2 separate regions of the Homo sapiens genome follow, and region 2 is linked to region 1. Evidence: chromatin contacts called from ENCODE Hi-C or POLR2A ChIA-PET data. All regions are on one chromosome and are shown on one strand. Each heading gives the region's core, a stretch centred on a gene start or an enhancer-like site at or near the end of the contact. The rest is flanking DNA. Distances are from core to core; before and after follow the strand shown.

Region 1 (5,728 bases), core at 2,006-4,505:
CACCGTCACTGCAAATGCGGGTCCGACCTTCAGGAGAGGGATTTGGACTGAAGATGTGGGTAGGAGCACCCTCTCTTAGACAAGAAAAATTGAGACTAAGAGGAGATGAGATCGCTGGGGGATCATAATTAAGTAAAAACTTGTATCTCTAAAATCCGTCCTGACATTTTCATTTATAGGATATACATATGTATGTATCTGTTATAATCTGAAATGTGTCCCTCAAAATTCATATTTGAAGCCCTAACCTCCTCATACCTCAGACTGGGACTGTATTTGGAGATGAGGCCTTTAAAAAGATAATTAAGGTAAAACGAAGGCATTAGAATGGGCTCTAATCCAATATGTCAGGAGTCCTTATAGGAAGAGGAGATGAGGACACAGACACCCACAGAGGGAAGACGGTGTGAGGACACAGGGAGAGGACACCATCTGCAAGCCCAGGAGGGAGGCCTCAGGAGAAACCAATCCCGCCCACACCTGGATGTGGGGCTTCCAGCCCCCAGCACTGCGAGGGAATAAAGCTCCGTTGTGTAAGCTGCCGCATCTGTGGTATTTTATTATGGCAGCCCCAGCTACTAATACAGTACCCCTACCGATACATACATATTTACCCACATGTAGCCACACACATGTGCACATATGTAATCTTTTTGCCTATAAAAAAGTAAGCAATGCCTAAAAGTACAGGTGGAGAGAAGGCTAAAAAGCACAGGCTCGAAGAGACTGCCAAGATACAACGATCCAACAAAGACACATCGTATCAACAGTAATGATTTCCTAAATGTGAAGGTAATTTGGATGGCTGGTTTATAGTTTTCATGCCCGGGAGTTTTCCAAGGCACAATGTATACCCTTTGCGGCAGCTTACTCTCCTGAAATGTGCCTTCATGAAATTAGATAAACAGGGAGAAGATATGAAGTACATCTGCCTAACACCACGTTAGAAGAATCCCCGGGCATTTGCATCTTATGCGATGATATGCTGGCAAACCTTGGCCAACTTCCAGTCTTGTCCTTATGACAGGGGACTGCTGTGTTGAGTTCCCGTCTCAGGCCTCACATCCACCTTGGCCCTGCCTTGGGAGCCTGTAGGTGTGGGCAGAAAAGAGGGACGCTGCCTTCCTGGCTGGGCCTTTCTTCACACACAGGCACGAGGACCCAAGCTCTAAAGGATGAAGTCCCCATGGTCTCCGAAGTTTTCATTATCATCCCCCTCCTAAAGCTCCACCTTGGAGGCAATGCACTGTAACAAAAGGACCAGCACAGTGCCCAGCACACAGAAAGCTATCAATCAATGTCAGCCTTAACCATTATGTTGGTTGACTTGCCATCCCTCTTCCTCAACTGCAAACTATGTGAGAGAAAGATTCATGTAACCTTGGTATTACACAACTCCATCGTGGTGGGTTCAGTTGCATTTGTCAAATGATTCAGAGTAGGACAACGGGAATTTTCTTTACAACATCACAGCATTGTAAAGTCTTTGCTTTGCACGAAAGTGTGGGACTGAAGAAATGATTGTGCAGGTTGAAACTGTGAAGCAATTTTAAGAAGCAACAAGGAAAATTATGATTGTTTCATAATCTTCAAAAAATTTTTAAAGTGTTAAGAACTGTTTTACTACTGGTCGTAAATGTATAAGAACATTTAAAGATAGCAAATTGAATACTTATTTAGCCTGTCATAATTTAAAAAATGAGAAACATTGAGAAATAGTGTTTTATTTCTTTGTAAAAGACTTATGGAGAGTAAATTGAAAAGGGCTTTGCCACCTTCTCATTGTGAAACTTACAGTATGGACCAGGCATCTTTTCTATGCCTTGGCAAATTGTCACATTCCTTTCTATATTTGGATAGGCTTCCTACATTTTGTCCTGCACACTTTCAGTGCTGTGAAATATCTCCAAGAGTTTCTTTAATATGAAGTTTTTGCCAGCATCTTTATCCTGAGTCCCTCAAAAGACACATCCAGAATCTCTCAAAAGACAACAGCATCAACTTTCCCACCATCAGCTCTTTCTTCTCTAAACTCGTTTACGTCTGAGTCAACTTTCACCTCCTGCATTCTCACTTTTTGTTTCTTTGCTATACTTTCCTCTTCATTGGCTACCTACCTCTCTTGAGTATTCATTTCTGTGAAATGTCACGTGGGTTTGTCACTGGGAGCCAAGAGAGCAGCACGACCACACGCTTTGCTGTCTGTGTGGGAACTGATAACACGGAAGGACTGAAGGACGTGATGCGGTTAATCACTGATCATGATGCACATCTGTTATTACGTGGTGGTCTGTGGACTGCAGAGCAAGCAGCAGAGGTTGTCCCCCATGCAATCACTCACAGTTAATGGTGACTGAAATTGGAACCATGTTGTTAGGGGGCTGGTGTTATTTAACCTCAGTTGCCACAGGGCAATGAAAATTCGTGCGTTTGGGAACTATGCAAGGTGAGGACTGCCTGAATGTTCCATAATGTGATGAGTGCCTCACAAACAGGGTGTATATTATCACTGAGTTTTTTCATTATTCTTGACCTTCAATATATAGACATTCTTGTTGATGGTATCAGGTTGTTTCTGCGTGAATGAGCTTTACTCCTCTGAGAAATGGCATTCCTGACCCTCCTCTTTGAATCAATTGCACAAAAGTATCTGAAGGAAATTTGCTTACCTGCTGCTTTCTATGGAAGCTTTCCTGCAGCATGACCTAGTGTCTGTTTCTGGTTGATGATTAACCATGGGGAACAAGCGTTTGAGATAAAGAAGTTGCAGAACTTTTTAGAGAATGTAATATGTTAATGTGCACTGGGACTCTCCCTGAGCTATATCAAGTTTCCTGGATTCTGAAATGCTATAATTTTAAAAGTGTCATAAGGTTAAAACAGCTTTCTAAGAAGTGCCTTTGTTGGAAGAATACCCAGGAATGGTGCGCTGGACAGCTTTTGTACAAGTCTTGCATTTTCTCAGAACTATCTCTCATCTTGGCCATGGCATCAGTCACATCCTGAGTGGCTCACCTTGACTTGGGTTGCCTCCTACTGCAGTTCTCCTAAACTCTGGTGGGGGACACGGGCACAACCCACCCAATACTCGTATGTGCTTTACCTGGAAATAAGGAGCAGAGGAGCTAGGGGAAGGAGCCGATGGCTAAATGTTCCTGCCTTTTTTCCCTCAGGCAGACAGTTCTAAGGTGCACGCTGTAGGTTGCTGGGACAACCCTGGCAAGATCTTCCCCCAGACATCCACCTTGGCGGCCGACTTATTAACTCATTGGTCTATTGACTTTTGCTCCTTGCCTCGCCCCTGATCCCTGTGCCCTCTTTCTAATAAGCTACCTGCTGGTGAGGCTCTGCCTTGGGGGAAACCCAGGCTGAGGCAGGTGGGATGTTATAACCAGGGAGGCCTGAGTCCTGGGTCTTTGCCTGGGGTCCCCAAATAGGAGAGGGATTGGAGGAGGTATTGTGGGGGAGAGTGTTGCAAAAGCCCAGAGGAAAGGAGTGCTGTTACCACAACAGAGGAGACATGAACCTGCACAGACCAAAAACAGGAGAGAGAGAGGGAAAGAGAAAGAGAAGGGGGAGAAAGAAAGGGAGAGACAGAGGAAGGGAGAGATGGGGAAAGAGGAGAGGAGAAAGGGAGGGAGAGAAAGAAAGGAGATGGAGAGAGAAAAGGGTGGGGAGAGAGATAAAGAGAGAGGTAAAGAGAGAGAGAGAATCATCTACTACATGATTTCTTTTTTTTTTTTTTCTGAGATGGAGTTTCGCTCTTGTTGCCCAGGCTGGAGTGCAGTGGCGTGATCTCGGCTCACTGCAACCTCCATCTCCCGGGTTCAAGCGATTCTCCTACCTCAGCTTCCTGAGTAGCTGGGATTACAGGTGCCTGCCACCACGCCCAGCTAATTTTTGTATTTTTGGTAGAGACGGGGTTTCACCGTGTTGACCAGGCTGGTCTCGAACTCCTGACCTCAGGTGATCCGCCCGCCTCGGCCTCCCAAAGTGCTGGGATTACAGGTGTGAGCCACCGCGCCTGGCCATGATTTTTTTTTTAACCTATAAAAGCCTTGAGTAGTGATGGACGCGATTCCTAGTAATGTGGTTTACTAAAGGGTCAGGCTGTCAGTTCACCACAAATACGCCACAGTAGTGTTTGGTATTCTCTCAATGTTCCACCCACCAGAGCATACAAAACAGCCACATTCCCCAAACACTTAATTCTCAAAACATACTTGTAGAGGAGGGAAGCCTATTACTCCCATTAGAAAGATGGAAAACCAAGGTGAAATGATTAACTGAGCTACCAGGGCCTCAGAAGAAAGTCGCTGCTGAGTTTGGGATTGTGTTTTCAACTTCCTGCCCACTGTGGGTGAGCTCCACCTTTTACTGGAACCAACTCCAAGGAGGAAGTTTTGCTGGGTTTCCTGGAAGGCAGAGGTTTGCATCTGCATGCCCTGCGTGGAGGCATTGTATTTGGGGGCAGGCAGGAGAATACTGTAGCTGGTGTGCCCACAGAAAGGGAGGGAGAGAAGCCACTGGGAGTGAGCTGGGCTTGGGATCGGGCTGTGTCCTCACCAACTGTCTGCCCAGGCATGAACTTGCCACTGCTGTGGAAGAGTCTGACTGCATCCAAGAATGCCAAAGGTTGTGGCTGAACTCACTTCTCAACAGACTTGGATCATGTTCATATACTATTCTTTAAAAGATCACCATTTGTAGTAGAATGTCAAAAACCCAAAGATGTTGCTCCCGATGTTGAGCTGTAACTATTTTCTGTGTTGGTGGAAAAATATGAGAGAATTAGTTGCCATTCATGAATCTCAGTGATACACAGACAAAAGCATGCTTCAATTTTGTTTCTTTGTTTTTGAGTGGTTCTGATTTATTTTCAGCTTTTGGGTGATGTCTGGGGCTGTTTATTGAGGACGGGATAAATGGGGGGGGGACCAAAATATATTTGGCATTTATTGGTGGTGTTTTATATTTGTGACTTGATTTACTTCTTATCACAACCCAGTGAGACACGTACTATTATCATCCTTTTAATAGATGAGCAGCCTGGAGCTTAGAGAGGTTAGGTAGCATGGACATCATCAGGCAAGTTAAATGAGAAAGCCGCCACCCATTCCCAGCTGGGGCTGACCCCAGCGCCTGTGTTATTTCTGTTGCCCTGAGCCTCCCCAGGCTTCTTAACCCACATGTACTCCTAGCTTCCAGCAGTGCTAATTTACACCGTGTACCAGCTGGAGACATTCTGGAGTGTAGACTGACGCAATAATCCCCAATGATAGGTTTGCCATGTTTTTTTTAAATGTGTTTTTTCCTACTTTTTATTATAGATGTCAGAATTTTCTCCTTCCCTGAGTTATCTTTGGACTTAGATGTATATAAATGTATCTGGTTGGAGGTGGGGGGAAAAGTGGAAGTGGAAGACCACAAAAGTAAAAATTACATTTGAGTGTATTTCACCGATTCTAAGAGGAATGCTTTCTTCTGCTCCAACCACTCTGAAATCTCCGGGTCCCATACTCCCATCGCAGCTGTGTGACATGGTTGCCGTGGCCTTTGTGTGAACATCAAAGCTCAGAGGATGGGTGTCAGAGGCTTAGATGAAAATCCTGAAGACAATTGTCTGGCACTTTTCAAAGCTATACGGCCTCACCAAAACCCTCCTGGAAGCTCTTGATGGCTCGAGGTTCAACAGTGTCTGGGAAGACATGGATATAAAAGATCCAGA
Region 2 (5,728 bases), core at 951-3,450, 200 kb before region 1:
GCAGATGGAGGTAGGAGGAACAGAGGGTTTGTTGATGGATGGACTCAGGATTTACAACTATCTTTATAGGTTCAGGCCTATAAAGAGGCCTCATCAACTGGAGAAGGTAAGATAGGGAGATGTCAGGTTCTGCATCAGAGCCCCAAATCAACAGTAAAAACGGCCACTGGGGGGATTTGTAGCTTTGGTAGGTGTCAAACACTCTGAGTTAAAAGTGTGAAGCAACTGTCAAAAGTCTTAAAGCTCTCTGAGAAGCCACTGTAGATGTAGGTGAATAGATGCATCTTATCTGAGAGCTGTAAGCTGCCTCTGTGTAAACCCACTCCCAGGATTCCAGGTAGGACACCTTCAGAGAGCTGTGAGCACACTGGGAGGATGACAGGGAGGGGTATTTGAGAGCACAGTGGGTGGTTATTTGGAGAAGAGGAGTCTAGGGGTGGGACTTGATAAATGTCTCCAAATATTATTAGTTCTGAATTCTTAGGTCTGAGAGAACTTAGATTTGAGAGTTAATGTGAATGCCCTCAAGGGGATGAAATAGGACCAACTGGATATCAGCTCAACTGATGGAAGCAATGTCCAGACATCAGACGGGTTGCTTCAAGCCTCTCTCTTTTTTTAGTAGGGAGGGGAGGACAATCGGTAGGGAGGAATGCTGTGGAATTGACTTAAGCATCAGATAAGCACTGGAGTTCTTCAAAATGCCTTTTCACACTGGGGTTCCGTGAATGCATCTCCTCTACTACTGTATGGCCGACTGTGCTAGTTACTCTTTAATACCCGTTCTTCACTGCTTCATCAGTAATGATAACCCACAATTTTAGCATACCTTTCAAGGGCAAAGGCTTCTTTCCTCGGTCTCACTTGGATCTAGGCATGGTCAAGGGGAAAGCTACGGCTAATGGACTAAAAGCAGAAGTATCATGTTCAACTTCTGGGAAGTAGTATTAAAGAGAGGGGGTGTGTCCTTATTTCTCTTTCCTACTTGCTGCGGGCTAGAATGTGGATGTGGTAGCTGGAGCTCAGTAGCCATTTTGGGCCATGAGGTAGAAGCTCTGTGTTGATAAGAAGCCTGGGTTCCTGACGATCTTGGCCAGTATTGCAACCCTGGACTGCTGACCGTTACTATTTATGTGAAAGCTATATAAACTTGCATTTCTTTTTATTTTTATTTTTTTTTTTTTGAGATGGAGTCTCACTCTGTCACCCAGGCAGGAGTGCAGTGTCACGATCTCAGCTCACTGCAACCTCTGCCTCCCAGGCTCAAGCAATTCTCCTGCTTCAGCCTCCCAAGTAGCTAGGACTACAGGCGCACACCACCATGCCCAACTAATTTTTGTATTTTTAGTAGAGACGGGGTTTCACTGTGTTGGCCAGGCTGGTCTCAAACTTCTGACCTTGTGATCTGCCCACCTTGGCCTCCCAAAGTGCTGGGATTACAAGCGTGAGCCACTGTGCCTGGCTACAAACTTGCATTTCTGACAAGCTATAGTTATTTTTGGGTTTTTCTGAAACTTACAAATGAACCCATTTCTACCTAATGTACCATGGAAAGTAAATACACACACACACACACACACACACACACACACACACACACGAGAAGAAACAGCATTGCTTGGCTTCAAATCCAAACTCCACTACTTGCTAAGTGCTGTGTGTCTTTAGACAAGTTTCTTAACATTTCTGTGCTTCAGTTTCCAAACTGAGAAACTGGGAATAATAATAGTAACAACTGTGTAGTTTTTGTTTGGCTGGGTTTTTTTGTTTTTTTGTTTTTTGTTTTTGGAGGAGCAGATTAAATGAGAGAATATATTTATTTAAAGACATAGAACAGTGGTCTATACATAGCAAAGATTTGATACATGTTAGCGACGATCATCATGTAGGCACCATCCACATTTTCTTTTTCTTAAAACAGACTTTCACACTATTGCCCAGGCTGGAGTGCAGTGGCACAATCTTGGCTCACTGCAACCTCTGCCTCCTGGGTTCAAGCGATTCTTCTACCTCAGCCTTCCCAGTTGTTGGGATTACATGCGCCTGTCACCGTGCCAAGCTAATTTTTGTGTTTTTAGTAGAGACGAGGTTTCACCATGTTGGCCAGGCTGATCTCGAACTCCTGACCTCAAGTGATCCACCCACCTTGGCCTCCCAAAGTGCTGGGATTACAGGCGTGAGTCACTGCACCTCTTGGCAAACCATTTACACTTTCATTTCCTCATACTCTGCCTCTCCATACTAAAGAGTTTTCCTCATACTCTGCCTCTCCAAAACTATAGGGTTTTACCAAATATGTTTCCCCTTATTTTGTTTTCATTTGATGACTTCCATTAATGTCCCAGAACACAAAAAGAAACCATGTTAAGAGTAGTCAAAATGCAGTTTATGCATAGGCAGCCAAGGTATTTTCTTCAGACAATCTGCTGTAAGGCATGGGGTTGAGGAATGAACTGTGTCTAGAAAAATGGGTCGCTGGGGTTTGCTCTGTGTTCTCAATAACTTCCCTGTTCTGGTTATGAGTTCTTAGATTGTGTAGAAACATAAACTTCATAGCAGTAAGCACTAATCAGTACCTAGAGAAAGAGTAGCCTTCTCTGCTTAGAGGTTGTCTTTCTCAGTTTCTAAAGAAGCCTAAGTTTGAATACCATCTGTTCATTTGTTTATTTATTGAGTTATTCATGGGGATACAAAGTTAGATAAGAAGGGGTCCAGACTCCTAAGATGCTCACAGTTGAGTAAAGAAGGCAGATGCAGCTGCATTTCCTGTGCCTCTCTGGACATGCCTCTTCTCATGTCTGGCTCTCTGAGCCATGGGTGTCAGTGGGTGATTAACAGTTTGCTAGCAATAAAAGGTGGGGTGGTGCTTCTGGGAACTGATCCTCCAGAGGCGTCTGCACACGTATGGAAGGATGTACGTGAGCAGTTATTCACGGCAGCATCTCTTGTAGGAGCAGAAGCCTGGAAGCAACCCAAGTGTCGTCTTTAGAGGACTGGGTAATCCGTGAACATCCCACACATGAATACTACACAGCAGGGCAAAGGAGCAGGGCTGCTGTCTGTGCACAGACCTGGCAAGCTTTCCAGAAAATGCCGTGAAGAGACAAAAGCAAAAAGCATTGAGTATATATAGCTGGTTATATTTTGTGTAAGAAAATAGCATCTGTGTCAGTATTTGCTTGTATTTTCAGGAAGACTGGAAAGATATCAGTGACCTTAGAGAATATAAAGTAAGATAAAGGGTAACTCTAAGTGGAACAAGTTTTTTTTTGTTTGTTTGAGATGGAGTCTCACTCTGTCGCCTAGGCTGCAGTGCAGTGGCGTGATCTCGGCTCACTGCAACCTCCGCCTCCTGGGTGCAAGCGATTTTCCTGCCTCAGCCTCCTGAGTAACTGGGACTACAGGCATGCACCACCATGCCCCGCTAATTATTTTGTATTTTTAGTAGAGATGGGGTTTCACCATGTTGGTTAGGCTGGTCTCAAACTCCTGACCTCAAATGATCCGCCCACCTCAGAATTAGGTTTTAATGTTATAATTTGATAATTATCCTATTCAACAACATATCAAATCTGAAAGAAATCACATGAATTTTTTTTTATTATTATACTTTAAGCTCTAGGGTACATATGCACAACGTGCAGGTTTGTTACATAGGTATACATGGGCCATGCTGGTTTGCTGCACCCATTAACTCGTCATTTACATTGGGTATTTCTCCTAATGCTATCCCTGCCCCAGCCCCGCACCCCACGACAGGCCCCAGTGTGTGATATTCCCCTCCCTGTGTCCAAGTGTTCTCATTGTTCAATTCCCACCTATGAGTGAGAACATGCAGTGTTTGGTTTCCTGTCCTTGTGATAGTTTGCTCAGAATGATGGTTTCCAGCTTCATCCATGTTCCTGCAAAGGACATGAACTCATCCTTTTTTATGGCTGCATAGTATTCCGTGGTGTATATGTGCCACATTTTCTTTATCCAATCTATCATTGATGGACATTTGGGTTGGTTCCAAGTCTTTGCTATTGTGAATAGTGCTGCAATAAACATACGTGTGCATGTGTCTTTATAGCAGCATGATTTATAATCCTTTGGGTATATACCCACTAATGGGATCGCTGGGTCAAATGGTGTTTCTAGTTCTAGATCCTTGAGAAATCACCACACTGTCTTCCACAATGGTTGAATTAATTTACACTCCCACCAACAATGTAAAAGTGTTCCTTTTTCTCCACATCCTCTCCAGCATCTGTTGTTTCCTGACTTTTTAATGATCGCCATTCTAACTGGTGTGAGATGGTATCTCATTGTGGTTTTGATTTGCATTTCTCTGATAACCAGTGATGATGAGCATTTTTTCAAGAAATCACATGAATCTTTAATCTGGGGCTTTAGCTAATGTATCTTGAAAATTTTAGAAGTTGTGAAAAAAATTGAGTTATGGTAAAAATGACCAGCATTAGTAAATATCAGGCTTTATTTGAATGTGCTTTTCTTTGCAGCTAATGACACCTCCTAAGGATGAGTTTTAAGAAGAGCTGCAAAGAATTTTTTATATTTAAAAAAGTGAGGAAAGAGTCTTTTTTAGCATTCAATAATTCTTACAAAAGTTTCCCTTAATTTGCTATCATAATACTAACCCTAGTGAGTGATAAGTTTTCTTTCTTCCTCCCTTCCTTTCTCTCTCTCTGTCTCTGTCTGTATCACACAAACACACACAGACACACACACACACACGCAATTAGGAAGAATAAGAGGTGACTTTGTGGATGAAAAGCTGTTTTTCACTTCCCTCTACCATATAACTGAATTTAGACTATTCCCAAATACCCAAATTTTAATAATGGGTGTTCCTTTAACAAATAAACAAGCAAATATATAATGCCAGGGAAATCTCCAGAACACTCTGAGTTGATGGCGCTGTTATCATCAAAGGGGGCTTCCCTTTTGTTTGCTGCCCTGGAGTTTCCCCATCATGGAATGATGAATTGGAATCAGACATGGGAGAGCAGAAAGGGGGCCTCTCTTGTCTAAAGTGGGAGACAGGCTATCATGAAGGAACTCTGGGGCACCTTCTCAGTCCAACCGCCTTAAGAAAGAGTGCACGTGGAAGATGAGAATCTGCAAGTTGATTCTCTTAAGACTAGCCAAGCTGTGCCTCCCGGAAAGTCTTCAAGAACCCAAAGTTAGGGGGTGCCCAGTGAGTTGGAAGATTATAAGAGTAAAGAAGAATCATGAAGAGGGAAGGCATTTCTCTCTTTTTTTTTTCTTTTTCTCATTTTCCCTTTTTAAGATAAAAAAAGTTCTTAAAATTTACATATATCCTCGGGACTTTTCTTTTAATAGAGATGAGGACTGATTATGTTGCCCAGGCCAGCCTCAAGCGATCCTTCTGCCTTGGACTCCCAGAGTGCTGGGATTACAGGCGTGAGCCACTGTTCCTGGCCTTGGCTGGCATTTCTTAATTAAGGGGAGAGCCTCACCCATGATCACAACTCACCTATATGCAGCAGAATTGGAGAAAACTGTTCAGCAGCTCCCAGAAACTTCCCTGGGGCTTGTGTACTGAGGGGCCATAGAAATTGCTTTCTATAGATTGTAAGCTCTTTGAGGGCAGGTACTTTGTCATATCCTTCTTTCCTATTTCCCCCGAGGGCCCAGGAGTGTGCCAGGCACGTGGGAGTCCTGCACAAACACACAGCAAAAGGCCTTTTCTATTTCATGGAAG

The links. A loop is a pair of places that touch in the nucleus more often than their neighbours do. ChIA-PET counts read pairs that join two places held with the same protein, here RNA polymerase II (POLR2A). Pooled maps may share reads with other maps.
Region 2: a loop to region 1 is called in a pooled map, with 2.1 times the contacts of the local background. The contact joins two enhancer-like sites. A Hi-C loop is called at or near these places in 3 of 50 pooled maps. POLR2A ChIA-PET finds 5 or more read pairs at or near these places in 3 of 52 experiments (T-cell, WTC11 and activated CD8-positive, alpha-beta T cell).

Annotation. Positions count from the first base shown.
Region 1 is chr6:6,681,103-6,686,830 of GRCh38, reverse strand. No RefSeq gene overlaps it. Among named protein-coding and RNA genes, the nearest start is that of LY86-AS1, 61 kb to the right of the region's middle. Within about 2 kb of position 3,255, at least 6 of the 41 ENCODE cell types and tissues checked have a DNase peak (open chromatin) inside an H3K27ac peak, as active enhancers do.
Region 2 is chr6:6,876,188-6,881,915 of GRCh38, reverse strand. All of the region lies in intron 1 of LOC105374903 (a long non-coding RNA gene), which reads left to right. Among named protein-coding and RNA genes, the nearest start is that of LINC03055, 6.6 kb to the left of the region's middle. Within about 2 kb of position 2,200, at least 4 of the 41 ENCODE cell types and tissues checked have a DNase peak (open chromatin) inside an H3K27ac peak, as active enhancers do.